Linked DNA regions of Homo sapiens: all the other regions are linked to region 3. The links are chromatin contacts, found by Hi-C or POLR2A ChIA-PET in ENCODE. All regions are on one chromosome and are shown on one strand. The core of a region is the stretch at or near the end of the contact, and the rest is flanking DNA. Distances in the headings are between cores, read along the strand shown.

What was found. A loop is a pair of places that touch in the nucleus more often than their neighbours do. ChIA-PET counts read pairs that join two places held with the same protein, here RNA polymerase II (POLR2A). Pooled maps may share reads with other maps.
Region 1: POLR2A ChIA-PET joins it to region 3 with 17 read pairs in PC-9. The contact joins the enhancer-like site here to the promoter of CTBP2 in region 3. POLR2A ChIA-PET finds 5 or more read pairs at or near these places in 2 of 52 experiments (AG04449 and PC-9).
Region 2: a loop to region 3 is called in a map of ascending aorta, with 2.1 times the contacts of the local background. The contact joins the promoter of ABRAXAS2 here to the promoter of CTBP2 in region 3. A Hi-C loop is called at or near these places in 3 of 168 maps with a recorded cell type or tissue (K562, ascending aorta and chondrocyte) and 8 of 50 pooled maps.

The regions. Positions count from the first base shown.
Region 1 is chr10:125,660,342-125,664,040 of GRCh38, reverse strand. TEX36 (testis expressed 36) reads left to right here. Exons shown (of 4, transcript NM_001128202.3): 2 at 2,064-2,195; 3 at 2,940-3,020. Among named protein-coding and RNA genes, the nearest start is that of TEX36, 21 kb to the left of the region's middle. RefSeq lists an enhancer at 1,160-2,359. Within about 2 kb of position 2,128, at least 3 of the 41 ENCODE cell types and tissues checked have a DNase peak (open chromatin) inside an H3K27ac peak, as active enhancers do; they include PC-9, where a contact is called at or near this core.
Region 2 is chr10:124,799,492-124,803,142 of GRCh38, reverse strand. ABRAXAS2 (abraxas 2, BRISC complex subunit) reads right to left here and starts at 1,324. Exons shown (of 9, transcript NM_032182.4): 1 at 1,242-1,324. The coding sequence starts at 1,313. RefSeq lists a silencer at 1,049-1,128 and enhancers at 617-1,170, 1,229-1,498, 1,171-1,725.
Region 3 is chr10:125,159,238-125,162,715 of GRCh38, reverse strand. CTBP2 (C-terminal binding protein 2) reads left to right here and starts at 2,153. Exons shown (of 11, transcript NM_001329.4): 1 at 2,153-2,397. RefSeq lists an enhancer at 773-1,382.

The DNA of each region.
Region 1 (3,699 bases), core at 879-3,378, 500 kb before region 3:
CATAGAGAGTAGAATGATGGTTATCAGAGGCTAGGAAAGGTAGTGGTGAGGGACATGGGGATGGAAAATGGTACAAAAATATAGTTAGGATGAATAAGATCTAGTAGTTGATAGCATGACAGGGGGGTGACTACAGTCAATCATAATCTATTGTACATTTTAAACTAAAAGTATAATTGGATTGTTTGTAACACAAAGAAATGATAAATGCTGGAGGTGATGGATCCTCCATTTCCCCTGATGTGATTATTACACACTGTATGCCTGTATCAAAATATCTTATGTACCCCATAAATATATACAGCTACTATGTACACATAAAAAATTTAAAAAATTTAAAAAAGGAGACATATAAATGGGAAACAGGCATATGAAAACATGCTAAACATCACTAATCATCAGGGGAATGCAAATAAAAACCACGATGAGATATCATCTTATCCCAGTCAGAATAGCTATTACTAAAAAGACAAAAAATAACAGATGTTGGCGAGGATGGGGAGAGAAGGGAACTCTTATACACTTTTGGTGGAAATGTAAACTAGTAGAGCCACTATGGAAAATAGTATGGAGATTTCTCAAAACTCTCAAACGAGAAATTACCATTTGATCCAGCAATGCTACTACTGAGTATCTACTAAAAAAAATCAATATATCTGAGGGATACCTGCACTTGCATGTTTATTGCAGCACTATTCACAATAGCAAAGACATAGAATCAACCTAAGTGTTCATAAATTGACGAATGGAGAATGAAAATGTGATTGCTATTTAGCCAAAAACATTTGCAAACTATTCACACTATTGGAGTGTATACATTTCCTCTTTGTATCAAATCTACCATATCAGGTAGGTATTATTATTCCCATTTTACAGATAGGGAAACCGAGGCTTGAGAAAGTTTAGTCTCTCTCATCAGGCTCACCTAGGAGATAGGAGAGAGACCTGGGGTGGACTCAGGACCTCTGAATGTCCAGCCTCTGACCCAACCACATTATGCTTCCTTCTCCCTTTATGGGAATTTTCATTGAATTGGGTCTTGTCTTTTTAATTTCCATTCATTTCCTCCTAGAGAGTCCTGCTTCAGAGCTCACTTTGTTGGGGTGGCTTTTAAGAGGCACCATTCAAATAACATTGGGGTGAGCTTCTCTTGCCATAAGAGCTAGCCACACCCCCCTTCAGGAATGAAAGACTCATCACTCTGGCTGCTGGGAGCATGGCCCTCACTGCCCACACCTACAGGTCTGTTATCTGAAGAGAGCTGCCTCCCTAGGGTCACGCCTTCTTCTGGGGGTAGCTCAGGAATAAATCCAATGCCTCATTGCTTGGTGCACAGAGACTGGGTCCCCTCTCCCCAGCTCTGAGTGGCCACCCAATGTCCAGAGCTCCCAGCCGGGTCAACAGAGGCCCTTGTTGGGACTACCCCTCTTCTGCCCAGTCCTGTTTCCTTCCCAGGCTTTTGTTGGGAGATTGCAAGGACATATTCTAGATAATCCTCAGTCCTCATTTTTCTTGCTTCACATCCTTCTACCCCCTCTTTTTCCCTCCTAGACGTTACCTCCCCTCTACCATCCTACATTTCCAGTGGAGAATCACTTGAGATTCTCTGTTCCTCCCCTTCCCGTGGTCTTAGGGCCACCTCATACCTACATTGCTGGAGGTTGGCTCATCTCCATAAACGTGGGTTGGCTCCAAGGTCCTCAGTACTGGGAGCTCCCTGACCACAGGAAGGATCTCAAATAACACATTTCTGTCTTCTCAGAATGTGTCTGCTCACTCACTGAGGACCACACCCTCCTTACCAGGCTATGGAAACATTTCCAGGCTCCAGCTCAGCAGGGGTGGCCTCTGTAACTTGAAACAACCGGCAGTGATGGCTCTGGGCCATTACAATGTTTTTTGTCTTGGAAAGAATACTTGAAAATTACAAAAATTATGCCATTTCCATTGCATGCCAAAAGCACCCAAATTGCATTTTAATCACTGTACAAAGGAAGCCCTGATACTTGGCTTGTAGATTCAAATGTGTCTGGTTTTAATCAAGGCGTGTGCTGTTCTTCCAGTTCCCTCACATCGGGCTAACGCAAAAGACACCAGAATCCATCACCAGTGCTACGTCAAAAGAGCCCCAGAGTCCACACTTGCCTCGGCAAGCGGAGGGGAAGCTGCCGCCCATATACAAAGTCCGGGAGAAGGTGAGTCCTGAACACTGGCCACTGCCATGTGCTCCTGTGGACCTCCCAGGGGGCAGCGCCGCTGGCACGTTGGGCCAAACAATTCTTCTTTGTAAGAAACTGCGCATTTACTATCCTTGGACCCCTAAGGGTTGGTAGTATCCCCACCCCATACCCTGGTGCTCTGCGGCAGGAACTACTTCCTGCTATGGACAATCAAGTTAGGCTCCTCCACGAACAAGAAGCAACACCCCCTTCCAGCCCACAGCTCATTAACATGCACCTCCTGCCTCCCCGGCCAATTCCTGAGCAACTTCCAGGCCCTGCAGTGGCACAAAGGAGAAGCCAGGGTCCATTTCATACCTGCCAGGGTTCCCCCCAGGCCTTGGGCCAGGGCTCTCATCTCCTGGGACCCTTACTGGCCAGATGACAGAGTTGGTCTACACGGCCTCAAAAGTCCTTCCCAGTTTTTGGCTCCATGAGCCTGTACACTTTTCCATCCTTGCATCCAAATAAGGTGTTTTGAAAGATAATTTTTATGACTTTGGGGAAGCTGGAAATAAGGTGGGGTTTCAAAGCCCGGCGCTGATGAGCACGTGGATATCCTCCCCCTCCTGTGTCTGCTCCATCTCTGGGGCCAGGTTTCATTGTCTTTCTTAGAGGTCGCTTTGCCTCATCCATCTTCCTTCCACATCACCCGATCCCAGTTCTGAAAGCATGCAGGGTTCTAATGTGTGCTCTTTCCCTTCCATCCCACTTTTCCAGCAAGCAGTGAATAACCAGTTCCCCTTCTCCGTGCATGACAATCGGCACAGCTTGGAGAACTCTGGATGCTACCTTGACTCCGTGAGTATTTCTTTCCAAATTATTAATAAAACAGGGAACAACACAAGGGATCTTGATTTTCTGGGGTGTGTTGAAGATAGAGGATTGGCCTCAAAACTGGAACAAGGTCAAAACAAAGCGAGGTCTTAAACAAGACTCATAACAGATTAAAAAAAAAATGTTCAAAGCTCTCAGAATTCCACGCCGCTTTCAAGATCTACACCAGTGTTCTGCCTAGGTGTAAGTGCGCTTCATCCTTCTGCAAGTGCCTTCCCATAAATTGTCTCTTTTGCGAGCTTTCTTGTGAGGATCTGCCATGGGAAGGAGGGACTGCTATGCGTATCTCTGGATGGCAGAACCAGGATCCACGAGGAAAGGTCAGAAGGAGGAGGAGCTTACATAATATAAGGAAGGATTTCCTTGTAACTGGAGTTGCCTTTTCTCTACAGGTTGTGAGTTCCCCATCACTGGAGAACATGAAGTCTGATACAGTGGTGGTTCACACAGCACTGTGTGATAGAAATGTAGTGTAAACTGTATGCATAATTTTAAATGCTTTAGTGGTTACATTAAGTACAAAGAAACAGGTGAAATTTACTTTAATAATATATTCTATTGGCTGGGAGCAGTGGCTCAGCCCTGAAATCCCAGCAGTTTGGGAGGCTGAGGTGGGAGGATCACTTGAGGTCAGGAGCTTGAG
Region 2 (3,651 bases), core at 75-2,574, 360 kb after region 3:
CAAGAAATAAAGGACCCATTTTTAATAGTCCATGGACACTAGGGGTATCACAAACCCTTACATATGGAACTATATTACATTATTAAATAGCTGGTTGTAGTACCCTAGGCCATAGTCTTCAAAGCTGCTTCTGGAAAAACCCATGATGTATATATTCCTATTCCTATCATTAAGTTCTACCATCAACACTGAAGAGATGAAAGGTACAATAATTTAATTGCATTCAATTTACTAATGGAATCACCTCCCTGTGAAATCAGTTTTTATTAATGGAAGCTAAGATTGCTGACATCAAACCAAATGCAGTTCCTCCTTCTGCAGTGTACCATTTTGCTTTGTAATGACAACCAAAAACCCCACACATAGGTTTAATGAGTTTGAATCATTCACTATTAACATCACTTAAAATAATCCCCCAATTTGGTGGCCAAATTATATACCTCCTTTAAGAGAGAAGTGATCTAGTTTCACAAAGCATTTCCAATCAGAGGCCAATGACGTTAAAAGACAATTTGTAAAATAAAGACACTGAAACAGACAGGATCTGCTCCTCCTGTGGGCTCACAGCCTATGCATTTCCCATCACTCAGTAGTGGGCCTGTCACTTCCCTATTTCACTGTGACTAGTGAAAGAACTAGTCACAAAGAACTAAACACGCAACTTCAAGGAAATACAAAATAGACCCTGCACCGAACGCTCCTGTATACATTCTCCATTTTGCATCAGGGCGAAGAAAACACACAACCGTGTCTAACAAGTATCAGTAGTGACAGCCACGGTTTCACTCGCAGCACCCCCACGACAACCTGCGAGACCGGCGGGCGGGGCTGAGTACCTCGCCTACTGGACTAAACGCCCGGCCTTTAGATTCCTTCCCGACCCCGTGCGCCCCTCTTAAGTCTAGAAGCCTGACTTTCAGGGAGGGGCAGGCGCTCGGTTTCCACCGAGCGACTCCTGACACTGCAGGAGGCCAGGTGGGACAGTTTTGCTGCACGGGAGACGGCTGTGCCGGGACGGCCGAGCGGCTGAGAGCGCGAAGCCAGGGGGCCTGTCCCAGGGGCGAAGGAGCCCCCAGAGGCAAGAGCTCACCGGGGGCGGGAGCCGCCCGGGTCACCAGCTCCTCCGGCCGGCCCTGGTGCCCAGGGGGCGAGCCGCATGAGGTCCCGGCTTGGCCGCGAGCGCCGGCCTGAGACAGAGGCTGAAAGCCCCCAGCGGGCGCGGCAGGGGGCCCGGCACCTACGTGGTCCGCGTTGCTGTTGGCGCTGTGGAAACACACAGCACTGAAGGTGTAGCCCGAAATGGACGCCGCCATGATGGAAATCTCCAGCTACCCCATCATGCCCCGCGGAGGGCACACGGCCTTCCGGACGGCCCGACCCCTTGGCATCATGGGAAGTGGAGTCTGCGGCGGGCAGCGGCCGAGGGCCCTGAGCGCTCACAGTCTTGAAGGCTGAGGAACGCCGGTTTTTGCGATCGGAAGGACCCCGGCACCGTATCCTCCGCAGGGGTGTCGCTCCCGACACGCCTCAGACAGCGGTTGATAGTTCCGCAAACAGTTCTTTCCCTTTGCAAGTGAAACCTTAGTATTAAAAGACAACATTCTAGCCGGGCGCAGTGGCTCACGCCTGTAATCCCAGCACTTTGGGAGGCCGAGGCGGGCGGATCACCTGAGGTCAGGAGTTCGAGACCAGCCTGACCAACATGGAGAAACCCTGTCTATATTGAAAATACAAAAACTAGCCGGGCGTGGTGGCACATGCCTGTAATCTCAGCTACTCGGGAGGCTGAGGGAGGGGAATGGCTTGAACCCGGGAGGCGGAGGTTGCGGTGAGTCGAGATCGTGCCATTGCACTCCAGCCTGGGCAGCAAGAGCGAAGCTTCGTCTCAAAAAAAAAAAAAAAAAAAAAAAAAAAAGGCCAACATTTAGGCTGAGCGTGGTGGCTCGCGCCTGTAATCCCAGCACTTTGGGAGGCCGAGGTGGGCGGATCACGAGGTCAGGAGTTTGAGACCATCCTGGCTTACACGGTGAAACCCCGTCTCTACTAAAAATACAAAAAATTAGCCGGACGTGGTGGCGGGCTCCTGTAGTCCCAGCTACTCAGGAGGCTGAGGCAGGAGAATGGCGTGAACCTGGAAGGCGGAGCTTGCAGTGAGCCGAGATCGCGCCACTGCACTCCAGCCTGGGTGACAGACCAAGACTCCGTCTCAAAAACAAAACAAAACAAAAAGCCAACATTTGAGGCCGGGCGCGGTGGCTCATGCCTGTAATCCCAGCACTTTGGGAGGGGGGGGCGTGTGTGGGGAGTGTTAACCTGAGGTCAGGAGTGTTATGCGCGTTTGTGTGAAGAGACCACCAAACAGGCTTTGTGTGAGCAACAAGGCTGTTTATTTCAACTGGGTGCAGGCGGGCTGAGTCCGAAAAGAGAGTCAGCAAGGGAGATAGGGGTGGGGCCGATTTATAGGATTTGGGTAGGTAGTGGAAAATTACAGTCAAAGGGGGTTGTTCTCTGGTGGGAAGGGGCGGGGGTTACAAGGTGCTCAGTCGGGGAGCTTCTAAGCCAGGAGAAGGAATTTCACAAGGTAATGTCATCAGTTAAGGCAGGAACCGGTCATTTTCACTTCTTTTGTGATTCTTCAGTTACTTCAGGCCATCTGGATGTATACGTGCAGGCCACAGGGGATATGATGGCTTAGCTTGGGCTCAGAGGCCTGACAAGGAGTTCAAGACCAGCCTGGCCAACATGGTGAGACCCTGCCCACTCCCCTCTGCCCATCTCTATTGAAAATACAAAAACTAGCCGGGCATTCTGGTGCATGCCTGTAATCTCAGCTACTCAGGAGGCTGAGGCATGAGAATCGCTTGAACCCGGGAGACAGAGATTGCAGTGAGCCGAGATTGTGCCACTGCGCTCTGGCTCTGTCTCAAAGAAAAAAAAAAGGAAAAGAAAAAAGGCAACATTTACAAGCTCAAGGATGAAAGGATGGAGGAAATTCAGGCAAATAAACAGTTTGGTATAGTAGTGACATAATTTGATAACAGATAACACAATCACTTTGGCTGCAGAGTTGAGACTGTAGCGTCTTGGGGTGGGAGGGAAGTGAAACGGTGGTTCAAGTCACCATCATCTCTCTCTCTCAGAATTTTGTATCCTCTTACTCAGGGAGTCCGAACTGGTGGCAGTTTTGCCTCCCAAAATGGCATGTGGCAATGTTTGGAAACATTATCAGATATCATAATTCGGTGTCAGGTGCCACTGGCATCTGGTGGGTGGGTAGAGGCCAGAGAAGTGGCTAAACGTCTTACAGTGCACAACAACAGGCCCACAATGAAGAATTATCATCAGTGGTGACAAGGCTGAGAAACCCAGTGTTCCTGCTTCAGCTTTTAATCCCCTCCTTGCCAAATCTATGCTCAACATAGCAAGATGGTCAACATTTAAATGTAAGAACTAAACCATGTTGCTTCTTGGCCAAACACCAAATCTTGCCAAGACCTGGCCCCTATTACTTGTCTGACTTTATTACCTGCTACTGCCCCCTTTATTTACCGAGCTTCAGCTACATTAGTCTTCTTTCTGCTTCCTGGACGTCCCTAGCTCATTCCACTTTAGGGCCTTTGTGCTTGCTGTTTTCTTTGCTTGGGATGCTCT
Region 3 (3,478 bases), core at 904-3,403:
CGCAGCCCGGCGCGCCCCTCAGCTGGCCTGGCCAGGCCCTATGAAGGTCACGCGAAAACCCTGCTGCGGGCTTCTTAGCGACCGCATTACGTGGACTAGCGGGCAAGAAAAGCCTGGTCGGCGCTGCCCTCACAGGTAGGCGGTCTTCAATCACGTTTTAAAATCTTGTTGAGTGATTAAGCAATCTTCGATAGTCCCGGCCCCTCCACTGCAGGCCGCTCAGGCCGCAACGCACCTGGTGCGCTTTGGCAAACAAGCCCCGCGGCGGGCTGGGGCAGGATTTAAGAAATGTTTAATGAAGACTGGGAGGCCTGGAGCAACGCTCTTTGGGATGCAGAAAAGGGTCGTGCAGCTCGGTGGCCTCTCCTCCGGCCCCCTGGCCCTGGCTGTAAGTTTCCTCGGCTCTGCAGGGCGCGGGGCACTCAGGGATGGAGGAGACCACACCGCGCGGCTGGGTTCGCGGAATGGCGGTCCCTGCGGCCTCCAAAGGCGGGACCTCAGACCCCTCCCACTCCTTTCCTGCTCGACATCTCAATCCAGCTCCTAATATCTCAATAGGGTTTTTAAACAAATCGATCCTAAGGGCTCAGTTCAGCCCACCCAGGGATTCTTGGAGGACGCACGCCGAACTCAGGGTAGTGAGAAGAGTTTGGGGGGCCCTGGGGCGCAGGGAGAAGACCCCACACTCCACGGCCACCAGCTCCCTTCCGGAGACGGCGCTCGGACGTCGCGGGTCACGGGCGGGGAATTTAGCCCAGGTGCTCGTTGGGCCGCGAGCGGCCGCTGGGCCTGGATTCCCAGGCTCGCTGTGCAGACTCCAACCTTGAGACGTCAGGACGGCGTGGGCTCCGGGCCGCCGCGCAAGCCCAGGACCCCGAGTCGCGGGCCCCCACGCCGCAGCGCGCCTCCCTCCTCGAGACCCGGGGCTCCGACCCAACACAGGGCTTCTCAAATGCCCCGGCGAGATCCAGGCAGCAAGAGGGAACCTTTTTTTTTTTTTTCAATGTGTAAGAATGTTTTGCTTCTTTTAGGGCACAGCACTGCTGCAACTTGCAGCACAGAGGGCCCTTCCCTGCGCACCCACAGCGGTCGCCGCCTCTCCGGCACGGTCTCCCGGATCTGGATTTGGGGAGCGCAAGTGCCCCCTGTGGCCGGCCCGCGCCTGACCCCGCGGGCCTGAGAAGGCAGAAGCGGCCGGTGCGGGGCACCAGGAGGAAGTTGGAGCCCGGGGGCCGGGAAGGGGGCTGGTTGGCGCCGCTGGCTGGGCGGGGCCCCATGGGACCGGGGCCACCCGGGGCTCGCGTTCCCCCACGTGGCCGGCTGCCCGGTACCCCACGTGGAAGGGGCGGAGGAGGATGAAGGGCCAGGGGAGCAGCGGACCCCGAGCCACCGCGACAGGACCTCGGCCCCTGCCACCGAGGCCCCCGCGCCTCCCGAGGGCCTCCCGGGCGGGGCCGGGCTAGGGAGTGCCCGCCGCGCCCGGCCCCTGGCCCTCCCGCCCGCCGCGCTTGTGTGCACTTTCGCGGAGCCACTAATCCCCCGAGAGAGCCGATTTGTAGTGAGGAGTATCTGAAGGGGGCGAGGCCGGCCCATGTGGGGTTGTGTCATTGGTTTGCAAAAAGAGACCCCGCCTTTGCCCCCCCCCCCCAAAAACAGGAGCGAGGAGTGAGCGAGCGGCGACCCTCACCTCGCCTCCCGCCTAGCTCCTGCGCAGCCAGCGGGTACCGGGAGCTGCGGCCAGCGCCGCTTCTTTCCTTTCCTTTTCTCTCCGTTTTCCTTCTCCTTCCCCGGAGGAGAAAACAAATAAAGAAGAGCAAATAGCCGGGAGGCGCTCGGCATCCAGGACGTTCCCTCCCCCGATCCAAGTTGGAATTAGCATCCTCTCGGGGGTGAGCGCGGCGCGGGGCGGGCCCGGGCCGGGGACCCCCAGCGCAGCCCCCTCTCGGCGGGCGGGAGGGCGCGGGGCCGGGACGCGGGGGGAATTGGGAACCGGGTGGGCGGAGGAAGGGGGTGGGGTGGGTGGGGAAGTAGGAAGAGGCTCGGCGGCGAGGGGAGGAGGTGGAAGGGAAGGGAGGGGTAGGGTGGGGAGGGGAGGGGAGCGGAGGGAGGGTGGGGAGGGCGGGAGGGGGAGGGGCGGGGAGCTGGAGAGATTAAGTTTTTGTGTGTGTGTCCCTGTGTGCGTGTGTCATTTTAAGGTGGCTCGGGAGCGGCCCGGAGGAGCCGGCGGCGGCCCGAGGAGCGAGGGACCGAACCGGGAGCCATGCCGCGCTGAGGGGGGGCCGCACAGCCGCCGCCACCGCCACCGCCGCCGGGTGGGGTGGGAGGGGCGGGAGACGCCGCCGCCGCCGCCTCCAGGGTGGGCGCCTTTCGCCGTGGACGCCGACCGTCCGGGACGAGGTAAGGGGGGCCCCGGGGGAGGGCTGGGGCCGCCGCCGCCCCCGCCTCACCTGCGGCCGCGGGCTGGGGGCGCCGCGCCCGCGCCTCACTGCGCCACTCAGGGAGGAGGAGGAGGAGGAGGAAGAGGGCGAAGGACGCGGAGCCGGCATCCGAGGACATCTTTGGTCCGTGCCCCCGGCCTCGTGTCCCCCCTCGGCGCCCGGGGGTGGACGCTGGCTCGGGGGTCCCCGCCCGCCCCCGCCACCGATTGCGCCCGCTGGCCGCCGTTTGCGCCAGGATTTTTGTTGTTGTGATGAGAGTTGATGAATGCGAAGTAGGCGGTCACCTTCCTTCCCATCAGGGTTGAAAAAAAAAAAAAAAGAAACCCCGAGCGCGGCGGCGTCCGGAGGGCAGCGGCGGCGGCGGCGGCGGCGTCTCGGCGACGGTTCCCTGGGCGCCCCCGGCTCCTGCTCCCTGAGCCCGGTGGGTGCGCGCCCGGGGGCCGCCGGCGACCCAGGCCGAGCGCGCGACGCGCCGCGGGGACAATACGGCCGGATCTCCGGGGAACAGGAGTCCGAGCGCGCCGGGGTGCGGCGGGCCTTGCGCCTACGAGGCGAGGGTGGGGGGGGCGCGGAGAAGAGGGGTTCCGTGGGGAAGTCGGGGCGTGAGCGGCTCTCGGTCCCCAGGGGCGCTGCCCCTGCCGGCGGGGGATCCCGCGCGGCTCCCCGGGAGCGCAAGTGAAAGACGGGAAAGGAGGCGAAGTGGAACCCTTTTGTTTTGCCGGCCCCGCATTGTTGGCTCCTCCGGGCAGCCGGGCCACATCTGCTGCCGCTGCCGCCGCCGCCACTGCCGCGCGGGGCTCGGCCCGCCAAAGTCGCGGCGGGGCGGGGGGCCTGGGCGGGCCGGGCGGCGGGCGCGGGCGGGGGCCGGGCGGGCCGGGCATTTCCTCTGCCCGGCCGCGCTCCCGCGGGCACCACTTCCTCCTCGCCCGCCGCCGCCGGGAGCCCGGCCCGCCCGCCTCCCCCACCTTCCCCGCCCGGGCCGCACTTTTCGGGTGGGGCGAATCAAAAAGAAAAAGTTTAGCAGGAGGGGCTGGCTAGGG